2 separate regions of the Homo sapiens genome follow, and region 1 is linked to region 2. A link is an interaction called in ENCODE POLR2A ChIA-PET data of the cell type or tissue named here. Cell type or tissue: B cell. All regions are shown on one strand. Region 1 holds the start of SHISA8 (shisa family member 8). Region 2 overlaps CCDC134 (coiled-coil domain containing 134).

The links. ChIA-PET counts read pairs that join two places held together with the same protein. Peaks named below come from ENCODE experiments on the same cell type or tissue, not always from the same donor. Only the 100,000 strongest peaks of a DNase experiment are listed, where the experiment ranks them.
Region 1: POLR2A ChIA-PET joins it to region 2 with 6 read pairs; 20 of 35 experiments call an interaction of 5 or more read pairs at or near these places.

What each region holds. Positions count from the first base shown.
Region 1 is chr22:41,914,194-41,916,693 of GRCh38, forward strand. It overlaps SHISA8 (shisa family member 8), which reads right to left and starts at 881. Exons shown (of 4, transcript NM_001207020.3): 1 at 1-881. The coding sequence starts at 474. LOC124905125 (a long non-coding RNA gene) reads right to left here. Exons shown (of 2, transcript XR_007068113.1): 2 at 2,318-2,500. RefSeq lists silencers at 80-189, 260-339, 480-559, 600-669, 740-819 and 1 more and an enhancer at 182-1,107. In B cell, no CTCF peak of the experiment used is centred here; DNase peaks (open chromatin) are centred at 238, 1,048 and 1,978; H3K4me3 peaks cover 1,814 bases; H3K27ac peaks cover 513 bases; H3K27me3 peaks cover 790 bases.
Region 2 is chr22:41,821,781-41,824,280 of GRCh38, forward strand. The region is part of intron 6 of CCDC134 (coiled-coil domain containing 134); the gene reads left to right. Among named protein-coding and RNA genes, the nearest start is that of SREBF2, 10 kb to the right of the region's middle. RefSeq lists enhancers at 1,221-1,290, 2,002-2,500. In B cell, a CTCF peak has its summit at 1,184 (motif pointing right); a DNase peak (open chromatin) is centred at 1,181.

The DNA of each region.
Region 1 (2,500 bases), 92 kb after region 2:
CCCGATGCCGGCCAGCACCAGCAGCGCTGCGACGCCGCACACAGCGTAGACGGCCGTATGGCTGCGCTCGCGGCCGGGGTCCCGGGGCGCTGCGGTGTCGCGGGCGCGGGCGGGCGGCCGGCCTGTCTGGACCCAGGCCGGCGTGTCGTAGTTGGAACAGCGGCTCTGGTCGAGGCGCCGCGGCCCGTCGTGGCAGCAGAAGCGGTAGCCGCACGTGCCGCAGCAGAAGCTGTAGGCTCCGGAGCTGCAGTTGAAGGGCGGGTCCCACTGGCCCATCACGTCGTAGTAGCCGCGGCAGCGGTCGCCCCCCTCCGGGGCTGTCGTGCCGGGCGCCGCGGGACCCTGCGCCTCGGGGGCTCCCGCGCGGCCCGACGGCGGCCGCGCCAGCAGCAACGCGAGCCGAAGCGCGAGCGCGAGCCGGAGGCCGGGAGGACGGCGGCCGCCGAGCAGTCCCCGCGCCCCGGCCCGCGCCATCGGGCCCGCGCCTCCCGCTACTGCGCCCGGTGCATGGCCGGGCGCCGCGGCTCCCTCCGGCTCGGCTCCTCCGCTCCCGCAGGGATCGCGCTGGCTCCCGGCGCACGCCGCCTCGGCCGTCGGCCTCCTCTGGGGACCCCAGCCCCGAGTGGGCTGGGTCTGGAGCTCCGAGGCCGCACCTCCGGTGGGCGCGTCCTCCGCCCGGGCTCACCTCGGACCCGAGCTGCCCGGTCCGCGTCCTGAGATCTTCCCCGGGCCGGGCGGCGGGTCCTCGCCTGCGCGCGGCCCCCGGCTTCTCCCCGGCCCGGCAGGTGTGCGGGTCTTGGCCCTAGCGGAGGCCGCGCCGGGGCCGCGGGCCGCCCGACTGCGCTACCTTCCCGCCGCGCTCTCAGTACAGCCCGCGCTCTGGCTCCGGCTCCGGCTCCGGCTCCCGCTCGGGCTCGGCGCGGGCTCGGGCGGGCGGGGGAGGGAGAGAGGAGGGAGGGCGGAAGGGAGGCAGAGCCGGGGGAGGAGCGCGGCTGCCGCGAGGGGCGAGAGGAGGCAGCAGGCCCCGCGGAGCCGGGAGGCCCCACAGGGAACCCCCCTCCACAAAGACTGCCCCGAAACATTCATCGGAACTGGGCGCTCGAAGGGGATCAGTTCTAGGGCCCGCGACTAGAGCGTCCCTGTCTTACAGGTGCGGGGACCTGTACCTTACAGGCGCGGAGGTCAAAGCAGCCCGGAATTGCCCCGGGACGGGCAGGGCCACCCTCTCACCTCCTTCCCGTCCCCTCTGTCCGTTCTGATCATAACATAAGGAGGGCCCCTTCCCCTCTCGGCGCCTCGATTTTCCCACCTGTCAAATGGGAAGGACTTCCCCTGGCAGCGCCGCTTCAGAGGGCCAAGGATTTACCCCACGGCGCGAGCCCAGTTCCAGAACCCCTCGAACGCTGGGCTGGGGTCCAGGGATGTCCCCATCCCTGCGTCGATGGGCACGGCTTGGCTGACGCACTTCCGCGATCTGCTCCCTCCCCAGGTGTGAGGAGAGGGGGACTGGGCTCGCCCCTGCCCTGGAAAAGGAAAGCCTGGAAAAGGAAGACCTCCGCCCTGCGCCCACCCGCAGGTCCTTTCACAAACCGAGGGGTAGGGTGTGGGGGCCCTAAGGAGCCCGGACCCGGTCCCAGCACGGCCCAGTGGTGTTTTCGGGGTTGAGTTGAACTGGAGAAGGTCCTGGTGCTTGGCTTCTCCCTGCCTCAGTATCTCATCTTAACATCAAAGACTCTTCCTGGAGGGCAGACTCATAATCTGCCCCTTCCAGGAGATAGGGGTCGATATGGAACCTCCCTCTGTCCAGACGGAAACAGCAGGAGGGCAAGGACTGGGCGTGCAATTCACCCAGTGTGCAGCTCAGGCCTCTGTCGGCATTTGCTGAATGAATAAATGAATGAAAGGACTCCAGCGCCTAGTTTCTGTGAGATGAAACATTTGGGGCTCCCTAGGGTCCCTCCTGGTCCCCTTTCCATCCGTCCTTCTCTCAGCAACTGGGACCAGCTTATGAAAGTGGAGAAGGTGGGGGAGAAGAAGAGGAAGGATTTACATTTTAAGGAGGATCAAGTCTGTTGCCTGACATGAGGGGCTGACAGACTAATTTCAGGTATTAATGGGTTCAGACAGGAAGAGGAGGTGACCTCCCCACTCAGAGCTTCTCCTTGTGCCCTGGCCAAAGACAGCCTGCTCCCTCCACCTACACACACACATGTGCACACACATGTACACACACTTCCCATCCAGCCCCGAAAACCCACCCTCATTAAAGGACCCCTTATTACCAGTTTAGAAGAAAAAACACAGATGAACAAAGGAATTAAATGAAATTGCTTTAATCCCATGTCCAGAGACAACCACACTAAAATATGCCACATTTACATGCTGGATTGTAACTAGTTTGTGGTTTACTTTTTGCCATCCTTAAACTTTTCGTTTGGCTGGGGGCAGTGGCTCACGCCTGTAATCCCAACACTTTGGGAGGCTGAGGCAGGTGGATCAC
Region 2 (2,500 bases):
CAGAAGAGCAGGTCCTTAACCTTGAACAGGAGGGCGGGCAGAGCATGTGGGCACAGAAGCAAATGGGTTGGTGGGTGTGGTGGTCGAGCTGTGGGGGTTGTCTCCTGCTACTTTCATCCTCTCTGTGAGATAGAAAGCAAGGTCATGGTCTGGGAGTGAGGGGAGCACGGAGGCTTGAGGAGAAGGTATGTGCAGGAGAGCAGGAGGATGAGCGGACCAGGGAATGAGGCTGGATTGCCGGCAGCACGGAGGGCCTGCTCGTGGTTATTGTAGGGCTAAGGAGTTAGAGAAGGTAGAAGGCGGTGGCCAGAGTGGCATGCTTGAGGCTATGGAGGATGTGGTTGTTGTCAGGGACAGGCAGAGCAGGGTAGCTTGAAGACAGGAGGAGATAAGGCTGGAGACGTAGCATGGGGTCCGGGCCTTTGAACAACAAGCTTAGGAGTTTGGGGCTCTATCCTGGAGCCAGATGCATTTTTGCAGAGCAGGCAATGAAGAGTGAATTTGGAATAGAGAGGAAATAAATTGATGACTAACCTAACAGTGAAGACAGCGGAGGCACAGGGAGGTACAGTAATCAACCTGAGGTCTCACAGCCAGTAAGTGATGGAGTGAAGGTTCAAATACATGTGGTCTGCCTCTTGAACCATGCTCTTAACCACAGTGCTGTGTTGGCCATCAGCCTGCTGACCTGACCCAGGCTGGTCAGGTACAATCAGGGGTGGCCAGGGAAGATTCCTGGGGAGACATCTAAAGATAGATTCAAAAGATGACTAGGCACTGCCAGGCCTAGGTGGGGAAGGGAACAGGGAAAGGATGGGTGTGTTTCTCTTCTGACCCGGCTAGGTTAGGCTGAGCCTGCTGAGGCTGAAGGGGCTAAGATCTCTTGACTTGCCCTTGCCCAGCCAGAGTCAGAGAGGAATGGGGTCTCTGTGGCCTAAGGGGTCTCCCAGCTCCCCGTCTTAAGTGGATCAGGATTCACTCACAGAGACAGGAGCAGAGTGTGGTAGGGAAGTACTAGGCAGGGAAGTGTGCAGCCTGCAAGGCTAGTCCTAGTTGGGCCTACCACATGCTATGTGACTCACTTACCTTCTCTGGGCTACACTTCTGTGAATCCCCCCATCTTCCAAAGTCATGACTCAATCTAACCTGGTAGGCAGATTATTCCACAAGGTGGAGCCATTTGTTTGTTTTTAGTATCTACTTTGATCAGATCAAACATTTGTCACAATTGCCCTAGGAACAAATAAAAGGGTGTGTTTTACAGCACAGCTACCTGAGTTGTAGGCATAGTAAATCTTCACCTAACATCATCCATAGGTTCTTGGAAACTGTGACTTTAAGTGAATCTATGTATTACAAACCAATTTACCATAGGGTAATAGATATAAATAAGAGTTAAGTTACTACAGCATATTTCTGGTCAAAAAACCATTACCAGAATTTTTTTTTTTTTTTTTTTTTTGAGACAAAGTCTCGCTCTGTTGCCCAGACTGGAGTGCAGTGGTACAATCTCAGCTCACTGCAACCCCCGCCTCCTGGGTTCAGGTGATTCTCCTGTCTCAGCCTCCAAAGTAGCCGGGAATACAGGCGCCCATCACCACACCTGACTAATTTTTGTATTTTTCAGTAGAGACAAGGTTTCGCTATGTTGACCAGGCTGGTCTTGAACTCCTGACCTCAAGTGATCTGCCCACCTCAGTTTCCCAAAATGCTGGGATTATAGGCATGAGCCACGGCGCCCAACTCCAGTCTTCAAAATAAAAACCAAAACACTCTTAATATGAAACATTGAAATAAATGTGAACTATACATACATTTAAGAAAGATTCATCAAAACAAGTAAAATAATTATTTATCCATTTAGTCCCGTTCAGGGTCCAGCCTCTCCCAGCAACTCAGAGCATAAGGGAGGAACCAACCCTGGACAGGACGCCCTCCCATCACAGGGCACACTCACACATGCCTCCACAGTCAGACTGAGACAGTGTAGACATACCAGTGAACCCAACATGCACATCTTTGGGATGTGGGAAGAAATTGGAGTACCCAGAGAAAACCCACCAGAACACGGGGAGAATGTGTGGACTCCACACAGACAGTGGCCCTGGCCAGGAATCGATTGTTTTTTTTCTCATCCACATTATAATGACACGACCTTGAACTAAACCACTTTATTCGAGGACCTGCTGTGCTATTGTATTTCCTATTCTAACGTGGCTTGCTCATTCATTGAAAAAACACATATTGAATGCTCTTGAAAAGCCAGGAAGACTCTGTGCTAAGGCCTTGTGGCAGAGGACACTATCCTCCTACCCTCATGGAATGTGCTGTCTGGGAGGGCGATGGGCACAAGAAAGAAGGAATCAGCACAAAGTTGAAGGGAGCACACCACCAGGAGCAGCCCCTCAGGGAGTCAGGGCAGGTCTAGAGGGCAGTGAGTCAGCTGAGCCCGAGCTAATGTGGCAGAGGGGTGGGTGTTGGAAAGAGCGTTCTGGGCCTC